Linked DNA regions of Homo sapiens: region 2 is linked to region 1. The links are chromatin loops, found by intact Hi-C in ENCODE. Cell type or tissue: IMR-90. All regions are shown on one strand. Links, peaks and the distances in the headings refer to the core of each region. The heading gives the core; the rest is flanking DNA.

Region 1 (5,388 bases), core at 138-5,137:
TTTCCTTAACTGCTCAGTTGATGTTCAGACAAATGTTTCAATTGTCTAGTTTTCAGTTTATTATTTTATTCAACAGATAGTTTAAATATCTACCATGTGCCTGTACTTTATTAGACCCTAGCAATCCAGCCATAAATTTGTGAGAAAGAGCACATGCTTAGATACCATCATGCAAAAACAAAACCTCCCAAGGAGCTTGCTCCTTTCCTTGTCAATGGAGGATGTTGCCTTTAATTTTGATTCAGGATGCTGAGGGGTCTGGGTGGGGGCATACAGAGATAAAAATAGCAAACAGCATTTGAAATTTTCTTTAAAAATTGAAAATCAATATTGTCAGTTAGAAATGCATATATTAATAGTATGCTGTAGAAGGTAAAAAATGAACATGCAGAACTAAGTGTGCTGGCTGATTCACTAGAGAGGCATAGGGTATGACAGGAGCAAAAACTAAATGGTCTTATTGGTTCTTAGGGCTAGGTGGTGGAGTGGGCCATAAAGGAGGGCTTCTTAAAGGAAGTTGACTTAGGATAGAACCCAAATGTCTTTACGTATATGGGGACTGGGATGCTACCTTGATAAAAAGCTCCTGAGGCAGGAAAGGGCTATTTCTGTTTCTAGGGGGAAGATGAGGATGTCTGAATTGAAGAGCGAGCAAGCAGGTGGCCCTGGTGACATGGTCAGAGGCCAAACTGAGCAGGGTTTTGTAGGCCCTGCTAAGGATTTTGCCTTTTACCTAATATATACCACTTTGCATATTTGTAAAAACAATGTTAGACAGGAAAAAAATTAAAACAGCCTCAATGTGTGGTATGGGAGAAAGAGCCCTTTGTAGGTTCTTCTGCGCCTTTTCTAGAAACACAGTGCAAAGATCCCCAAGGAAGAAAGGCTGTTTATCCCCATATTCCCCATCTAACAAAGTAAGGAACAAAGTAAGGCTTTATGTAGCCATGTTGCCTCTGTAAATTTTGCTTTCTTGACTCGTAAAGAGAAAGCTTTGGTCATTTTGTGTGTGTGTGTGTGGGAGCCATTTTTTTTTTTACTTTTTATTTTGAAATAATTTTAGATTTGCAGGAAAGTTGCAAATACAGTACAGAGTTCCTGTATGTATCACATCCTAATAATTTTCCCTAAGATCAACATCTTATATAGCCATGGTGCATTCATGAAAGATGAGAAATTAACATTGGCATAATACTATTCACTACATTATAGACTTTTTTTCAGATGTCATTGATTTTTTTTCTGTTCCAGGACCTACTTTATGCTATCCCATTGCAATTAGTTGTCAGGTCTCCTTAGTCTCCCTCAATCTATGACAGTCTCTTCATCTTTCCCTGTCTTTCATGACCTTGATACTTTTGAAAAGTACTGGTGAGGTATTTTGTAGAATGTCTCCCTGCCTTAGGATCTATCTAATGCTTTCTCATGATTGGCTGAGGATATGAATTTCAGGGAAGGATGCCTTCTCATTGGCCTAATGATTTGAAGTTCTCTAACAGCTCTGGGTGTTATAAGAAAGGTAATTTCCCTGGTCTCTATCCCCATCTTCACTCTACCAGATCCAGAATAATCCACATATCAGATATGAAAGAAGTTTAAGATAGGACAGTTACGGGAAGGCTTGTGTACTATCTAGTTTTCTTTTTAGGGGGCTCATTAACCTTTGACTCTCCTCAAACTTTATTTGTTCTATTCATTGCCTGCATTTTTGCCTTCTCCCTGCACCCTGTAGCTACTACAGATGCAATATATTATATTGACATGATAAGTATTATGTTTCTTCAAAGAGCTTTTTTAGCATGATTACTTTTGGTCTTTAATAACCCCAGGGAATTTCTTTCTAGATAGCCTAGTCTGTCTACATTGGCAGGGAATTAACACGTGCAAGACCTGTGTCTGCAAATTTTCCAGACCTCACTGTTTGTTCTTTAAAAAGACAATGACTCATTCCCAATTATCTTTTATCTTGTAGACAGAGCCATCTTCCTGAATTTAAATCACAGCCATCAACAAGCTACCTAATCTATGAGTGGAATCTTTAAAGATGGAACACAACAGATGCAAGATGTTTTATGTGTCCTAAATAAGTTTGTGTAGGTAACTTTCATTTTAGGTCAATTTGACAGGCCAAATTGCCTGCTTACAGAGTTTAGGGAATTAGGACCTGAGAACTGTGCAGGTGCCATCAGGGGAATGCAAAGATGTGAAGAAATGCCTGGGACTGGGGAAAACATTGAGGAGAAAATGACTGCAGCTGCACTGTTTTATCAGCTCCATCACACTTGCTGTCACTGCCTTGAACACACAGTGTTCCCTTCTGCCTCAGGGCCTTTGCACATGCCACTCCTGCTGCTCAGATGGCTCCTTGTCCCCAGCTTCTTTTGCCTCTCTCAGGGAAGCTTTCACCCACCTCCCAGAATAGATCTGGTCCTCCGTCATCTACTTTTACAATTCCACATGTTTTTCCATCATAGCAAGTAATAAAATTTGTAATTACATGTCTGTGTTGTAATTGAATAAAAATAATGTCACCTAAAAATTACTGAGCACTCTTTATGTGTGCCAAGCACTACAACTCTCATTCAGTCTTCAAAACAAAACCATGGGGACACTGAGACACAATCTGATCAATTTCCAGCTCTCCAGTAAACTGTAAGTGGCATGAGGAGAGGTTCTGCATGTCTGTTTTGCTCTACCCTGAATCACTAGTGCTTGGCAAAGAGCTTGGCAGGAAAAAGCTTGGTCTATATTTATTAAACAAATAACTGCAGCATGACATAGAAGGAGAAACATGTGCTCTGGGGTGAAGCATATTTGGTTCCAAATCTTAACACAGAGTATGAGCCACTCTTAGGAACCTACCAGGCCCCACCAAGTATGGAAATAAAGGAAAATTTGAGTCTCTCCAAGGGAAATTCCAGGCACCTAGCTAGCCCTGTTACCAGCAATTGAGGAAGGGAATAAATAACCCATGAAGCAAGAAAGTAAAAAAAGCTTAAATAACAGTAACCCAAGTAAGTTAGAGTCTCAAGATGTTTTGTTCTCTAAAGAAACCAAAGGTAGCATCTTAACGTATGTCTCTGAGTTGTCTTTCAGAAACCTCGGCCCTCATCAGATGGAAAATGCCTAGTGCTTTCCCATAGACCTTAGATAAGGGGAAAATGAGGACTGAGATCTGACTGTCATTCTTTGCTTTAAATTTCTTCCTGAGGAGCCTGGATAGAGTCATGCTTACAGGACAGACCTGAACATTTCTTTCTGCTGATGATTTTGCCTGAAACTTCTGCTTTCCTGAAATGTACCCCTGCCTTTAAAAACTCTGCTTGTAAGCCACTGAGGAGTTTGGATCTTAAGTGTTAGCCACCTGATTCTCCTTGCTTGGCACCTGCTGTACAAGTCTCTATGACCTCTCACTGCAAATTTTGGTGACAGTGTTGGCTTTTTCAGCCCACCAGGCAAGCAGACTCAAGTTTTATTTAGTGACAATCTCAATTCTGTGATTAGCTAGCTCTGTAAATTATAACAGCTTATTTAGCTTCCCTAAGCCCTGGTCTATCTGAGATCATGAAACCTCATCACAAAAGCCTTTAAAGGATTTAGATGAGATAATATAGGTGAAAGCACATTCTTGTGTCCAGCATGTATATAACTATAAAGCTGTGATATAACTAACAGCTTCCCTATTAAAAAATATTTCTTAGAGTTATAACAGTTCTGCAATTTTTCTTGTGATGGTATCACTATTCCTAAACACCATTTTGATACTTTGCTCACCAAAATGCTACGCTTCAAGATTATCACTTTGTGTTCCTTCTCTGATCTTATTCCAAGAATGAAGATGGGTTAAATATAATTCACAGAAACACGTCTAATGGAAGTTAACAGGAAGTAGTCACTTTACAATCCATTTTATTGGATTATAGAAAGGCAAATTACATTTCTCCTCTGCCATTAGAGAACCACCTAAATAGCCACCCCATTCTACTCTTGTTTTTATTATTATTTTTTATTTTTTTGAGACAGGGTCTCCCTCTATTGAACTCCAAGCTGGAGTTCAGTGGCACAATCATGGCTCACTGTAGCCTCAAACATCTATGTTCAAGTGATTCTCCCACCTTAGCCTCCTGAGTAACTGCAAATATAGGCATGTGCCACCATACCTGGCTAATGTTTTTATTTTTCTTTTGTAGAGACAGGGTTTCGCTACGTTGCCCATGCTAGTATTGAACACTTGGCCTCAAGTGATCCTCCCGCCACAGCCTCCAAAGTGCTGGTTAAAGGCATGAGCCACCATGACTGGCCCTATTCCACTTTTCAGGCAGACAAAATTACTGTTTTAACCACTCTGTTAAGGCTTTGGCAGCAGGTTAAAGTTGCACGAGTAGATGGTAGAATTCAATCCCAAACTTTAAAATGCACAAGACAAAAGGGAATAATATTAGCATTTCAAAGTAGAAAAACAAACAGACTCACCGAGGAAAACTTTAAGAAACACCTTAGGATTAAATTCCTTTGAAGAGCCTTGATTCCTGAAATAACAGAATGGTTATCTAATGGTATCCATTATGTCTCACTAATTGCCTTATGAAACTTACACTGGAAACATGTAGAAGGTATTTATGTATTATAAAAATTGCCAAAAAGTATGATATTAGAAGGTGTTCACAAAAAGAAAATAACAAAACTTGCTTACATTTATTAAGCACTTACAATATGCTAAGCTCTGAACTACACATTTTAACTAAAGTAGTTTTCATTGGATCCTATGACACATTTATCCAACAAATATTGACTAAGTGCTTACTATGCATGAGGCACTGTACTTACAGCAAGACAAACATAGTTCCTGCTTGCATGAAGGATGAAATCTAGTGGGTGAGACACATCTTGAACAGTTTCTTAATGTTTATTGCATAATTTCACATGACCAACTGATTCTGACTTGCCTTGAACTTTCCTGGTTTTTATACTGGAAATTTCACATCCTGAGAATAACTTTCTCAGTACTGGGGGAAGGAGAATAACTGGTCACTTAGCAAAATCACACAAGACACAATTGATTATAGTAAGTGCTATTACAAAGAAGTACAGAGTTATATGAACTACGGATGGTTAGCCCTCTTTTACAGATGAAGATAACAAGGTTTAGGAAAGCTAAATGGCCACATTCATATGTGGGAAAGGAAAGCTTTGAAGCTTCATTGTTCTGGCACCTAATTACATGACCTGATTTCATGTAATGATGATAATATATCTTCTGGTACTTTATACTTCAGAGTCCAAATCTAGACTCGCACTAATTAATGAAATGTTTTCAAAAGGTTTGGTGGAGGAAGGTTCATCAGAACAAGGAAAGACAGAATTCAGAGCAAATCCCTTGGATCTGGA
Region 2 (5,388 bases), core at 108-5,107, 82 kb after region 1:
TTTTCCATCTCCTTCAGATCTTCATCAAATGTCATTCTCAGTGAAGTCTTCCTTGAGCACCTTATTCAAAACCGCATCACTTCTGCACTCCTATCACCCTCTGTCACCTTTATTGATCTATTTTCCCCATACATACTGTGATAGCAACACTGCAGCCCTTCCCAGGGTCTGAATGAACCAAGAAGCAGGGAAGGTAAGTGAAGTGGGTTGAATTGTAGCCCCAAAAAGATGTATCCAGTTCCAACCCTCGGTACCTATAAATGTGACCTTATTGGGAAAAAGGATCTTTGCAGACATAACTAAGTAAAGGATCTCGAGATTAGATCATCCTGGATTAACCGGGGGGGGGGGCCCTGAGTCCAACAAAAAGGTCCTTATAAAAAGAAGAGAAGACACACACAATGAAGGCCATGTGAAGGTGGAGGTAGAGGCTGCAGTGATGTTGAATGCCTGGTGCCACCACAAGCTGAAAGAGCCAAGGATGGATTCTCTAAAACCTTCCAAGGGAGCACGGCCCTGCTGACGCCTTGACTTTCGATTTCTGGCCTCCAGAACTATGGAAGAATAAATTTGTGTTGCTTGAAAACACCAAGTTTGTGGTAATTTGTTATGGCAGCCCTATGAGACTAATAGAGTAAGTATCCTCAGGACGATGAAAATAAATGCCAGCGCCTACATTATCTACCCAAGCTCAAGGTATGAGCAGCCATCATCCGTCAGAGAAGAATCTCCCTGCATTTGTAATTTTGATTTCTTCTCCTCAGAGTTGATTACATCTATTCTGATTTTTTAAAACTCAGTGTTCCATTGGTCACAAATGCTCCTAACTTCAAAAATAATCTAGTTTTGTACAAGCCAGCTGCCAGGTCAATAAAATCACCTCTTGCAAGCTAGTAATATCTGTGATTTACCAGAAACAGCAGGAAGGGTCTAAATCATGAGCAGGAATACTTCAGCCAGAGGCACGCCCACCCCAGATGAACCAGAGAGAACTTGGAAGCTGTGACAGGTGGGAGAGGTGGGAAAAAAAAAAAAAAAACAAGAAGAGCAAGAAAGCAATTTCAGTGGGATACTGAAAAAAGAAATCTAAATTTTTAGAGTGGCAATGCAATTATTTCAATGTCTGCCTCCTCCACCTATTACAAGTAATACTGACTCCTTCTCCTTTGAATTACATTTGTGCTCATCGCCAATCTTACACACTTTACATTTAAGTCCCTACGGTTTTACTTTAGGGCTAACTCAGTAAGCTGTTTGAGGGTAGGGACTATGTTAAATTTTCTTTTCTCGTGCCCTCAGTTTCTTTACAGGGCTAAGTAAATAATGAATCATTAAGAGGCAACTATTAGTTGACGTATCTTTGTTTTTCTGTTCATAATCTGTTACTCTAACAACTATTTTGACTCACAAATACCAAAGTATTGGTATATCAGAGTAATGGCAGATCTATAAACTATACAGGCAACATGCTCATGTGTGTGTCCACACAACCCACACACAAACACGCAACAGAAATACTTGACTCTAAATCAATTTTGGCATCAACTATCATCACATATGAGAGTTCCAATAATATGTTAGGTAATTATTTTTCACAAAGAAAAATGAGAAAGATAAAAGTGTCTCCAATATAGCCTGCAATCAAGTGTTTGCATAGATAACATTAGAACTGAAAGGCTCCTGTCAAATGCCCAAATCTGAACTATTTCATGCTGTGTTGTATATGATTAACTATAAGCCAACCCTAGTTCCAGAATACTTCAAATAGCTTTGGGAAAATTCATAATAATATTTATTTAGCACTTACTCTAGTCCAGCCACTATTCTAAATACTTCAAATTTATTGAATTCATTTACTTACTAAATCATCAAATACTTACGGAGTGTGTCATGGTTAATTTTGTGTGTCAATTTGACCGGGCCACATGGTGCCTAGACATTTGATCAAACATTCTTCTGAGAGTGTCTGTGAGGGTATTCCTGGATAAGATTAACTTCTGAATCAGTAGACTGAGAAAAGCAGACTACCCTCCCTGACACAAGTAGGCCTCATCCAATCAATTGAAGATCTGAATGGAACAAAAAGGCTGACCCTCCTGCAAGTAGGATGGAACGCCTCCTTCCTGGCAGCTTGAGCAAGACACTGGTCTTTGCCAGTTTTCAGACTCAAACTAAAACACTGGCTCTGCTTGGGTCTCGAGCCTGTCTGCTTTCAGACTGCAACTTGCACCATTGGCTCTTCTGGCTCTCAGGCACTTGCACTTATACTGGAACTACACATGAGCTCTCTCGTAGACCAGCAGCTTGCTGACTGCAGATCTTGGAATCTGTCACTGTGCATAATCGCATGAGCCAATTCTTCATAGTAAGGCTCTTCCTGGATATACATACATCCTGTTAGTTCTCTTTCTCTGGTAAAGCATATCCTGTTAGTTCTCTTTCTCTGGAAAACCTTTACTGATAGAACAAAGTTGGTAAAGACACTACTCTAGGTCCTGGGGCTACCTCTATCAAAAGAACAGACAAAAAAGCCATGCCTTGCAAGTTTTATATTCTAGTCATTTAACCCAAAAAAAAAAAAAAAAGAACCCCATAAGCTGCCCATAATGATAGTTTTTATCCTTGTTGTACAGATGGGGTGCTAAGAATTGCTTTAACCCCATGCCCAGATCGCTAATCAAATGGATTCAAGTTGCTGTTGCAGTATTAATTTAATTTTTGTTTTTATTGATTCATGTCTCATCAGTTTAGCTACTGCACACTCCGTGTGTATGTGCTGCTTTGTGTGAAGTGTGCATACTTCTGCAATTAATTCAGTCGAAAGCGAATTTATGACCTAAGAAGCAAAAGCGTGCCTTTTCTTCAGGAGTCAAAGTTCAAGAAGCAATAGGGAAACTTGCACAGAAACCTGTCTATAATTACTGATGAGACAAGGATACTTTCAAACGCTCTTTGAAATAATGCTTTGTTTTCTTTTACAAATAGAAAAACAGTACAGAAGGTCTTTAGATCATATGATGGAGAAGAGTCAAGTTTTAGAAGTCAATAGACAAGATTTTTGGTCTTAGTTTGACAGGAATTGTGAAATTGGTCTATTTTCTTAGCCTAAATATGCCTCCATTTCTGCTACGAAATAATAAAAATATCTGTCTCCGAATGGGGGCACCAGCTAGTCAGTGAGGCAGCGGATGTAAAGCTCTGAGCACACTCTGTGGGACACATTAAATTCTCAGTAGGTATTAGGTAAAAATAATGAGCAGAGATCTTTAGGTTAAACTTTAGGATAAATTGGATATTTTAACGCACAACTGAAAAATTAATATTAAGTCTGGCAGACACGAAGAAAATGAATTTGTTGGAGGAAATACAAGATGACCTAGTTGCCTAGGTCGGAGGGAAGGAACTCTGAGGTCTTTAATTGAAAGCAAACAAGTTTTCACTAAGTGCCTAATTTGCACAAAGCACTTAACAGACATCACAGCTCCATCAGCTCACTGAATTCTCACAACTGCAATATACAATTGGTACTTTCTAAGTAGCTTCTTTGTGTCAGACTTGTGTTTGATGCTAGTGAGTCAGTGGTGAGTAAAACCAAAAGTTACTGGCCTCATGGAGCTTGCAGGCACCAGCAGGTGATGACTGATTGAATGAACGGCTTATCTGCCCAAACTTTTCCAGGCTTTGCAGGCCATGGTTTCTGTTGCAGCTATTCAACTGTGCCATAATAAAGCAGAAACAGAGATAGACAATGTGTAGATGAATGAGTACAATCATGTTCCTGTAAGACTTTACTTACCAAAACAGGAGACAGACAGGCTATAGTTTGCAGGTCTCTTGATATTGGAGAGCTCAACTAGCTCCCAGTCTAGGGAAATTAAGAACTTCAATAAACAGAGGAGGGTATTAAGTAAATTGTGCTTTCAAGAAACAATAAGGATCCCTAAAAAGGCAGGAAGTAAAAAGGGAACTCCAGGCAAAAGGAACAGACGGCTAAAATCATGGAAGCATGAAAGAACATGGCTTGCTCAGGAAGAGTAAGCATGAGGAGGCTTGATAACTGGGCGAGTGAGGTCAGCGAAAAATGAACACAGAATTAAAAAAAGCCTTTCTGTGCATATTTCTGTGGTGGTTGAAAGCAAAGTTCATATTATCTTTCAGTGTTTCTAAAGGTCGAGCTGCATTTCCCCACCCAAAGCTAAATGATAACATGATGCAGTTCAAAAGCTGGTCATATCAAATTGCCATCTAATCATTTAATTAAAGCCCCATGCTGGCACCAGCCATCCTCAGGGCCCATTTTTCATCTGGGCACATTTCATTACACTTTTCAAAGCAAATTTGCCTTTTCAAAGGCAAAAAATGCAAATGACTAGGTTTGAAAGGAAGTGCATAACATTTTGCATAATGACAGGGATTTTCTTGGAAAGCAGTAATGCACAGGCAGAGCTATCTTTAGGGGCTGACGGTGGCTTATCAGCCCTATGGGAACTCGACATGATATTTCATTACAGCGCCAGGATGCAAACAGAAGTGAAATACCAAACACCAGAATGCAAGCAGCCCTCCCCATGACTGTTTTCAGCATCACAGCAACCACATTTTCAAACAGGGTACGTCTTTTGGACCAGCAAGACCAAGGCAGACATTGACAAGTGGAGGACATTTATAATGTGACCAAGAAAATGAGGAAGAGCTAGGAGGAAATGACCTGTTCAAAGACAGGAATAGGAACACCACACCTAAAGGCCAACTAACATAAAGCATTAATAGGCAAATTCAGTCACATTAAAAAAAAAATTCCTCAGGAGCAGGAAAACATCCACTTTGACGCAGTATAATGCATGTCAGTAGTACTCACAATAAGGGAATGAAAGTGACCTTAACAATATAAGTCAGCATCTTCCTCCTTGGGGTTTTTGAAAACTCTCAGAAGCACTGCTACCCAATTACTTGTGTCTTTCTCTTTGAAAGATGAAACTCCAGCACAAATTTTATGAATCTATACACCCCAAGATCAGAGGCAATTAGCCCAAAGAAGAAAGAGTGGTACACAATGAACACCTGTTTATTCTTTCTTTACCATCAAGGAGACAAGAAAAGATTAACTTTAGGATGTTAGATAAGCCCTTTCATCCTGTGAAAGAACCTCTGGCAGCTAAAGTAGCAGCACCAGGGTGAGGCTGAGAATCCAGTCAAAGATCAAGTCACAGACTGTTCTGATTTGTGGTCAGAGGACATATGGGTTCATTAGTACATTAACCATTGCTGGTTAGCTCAACTAAGGCCTGTGCCTTGTGTAAGCTGAAGACCTCATTCTATTCCCTCTATAGAAAGGATCCCAATCCATGCTATATCCAGGCAGGTCAGACCCTAACCCAAATGTATCAT

Evidence for each region. Peaks named below come from ENCODE experiments on the same cell type or tissue, not always from the same donor. Only the 100,000 strongest peaks of a DNase experiment are listed, where the experiment ranks them.
Region 2: it touches region 1 in a loop (4-fold over the local background); 3 of 110 quality-filtered maps call a loop at or near these places.

The regions. Positions count from the first base shown.
Region 1 is chr5:156,034,241-156,039,628 of GRCh38, reverse strand. It overlaps a transcript of SGCD not described here. Among named protein-coding and RNA genes, the nearest start is that of SGCD, 290 kb to the left of the region's middle. In IMR-90, for the core only: no CTCF peak of the experiment used is centred there; a DNase peak (open chromatin) is centred at 2,788; H3K27ac peaks cover 805 bases.
Region 2 is chr5:155,951,761-155,957,148 of GRCh38, reverse strand. It overlaps a transcript of SGCD not described here. Among named protein-coding and RNA genes, the nearest start is that of SGCD, 370 kb to the left of the region's middle. In IMR-90, for the core only: no CTCF peak of the experiment used is centred there; DNase peaks (open chromatin) are centred at 2,088 and 3,608; H3K27ac peaks cover 1,966 bases.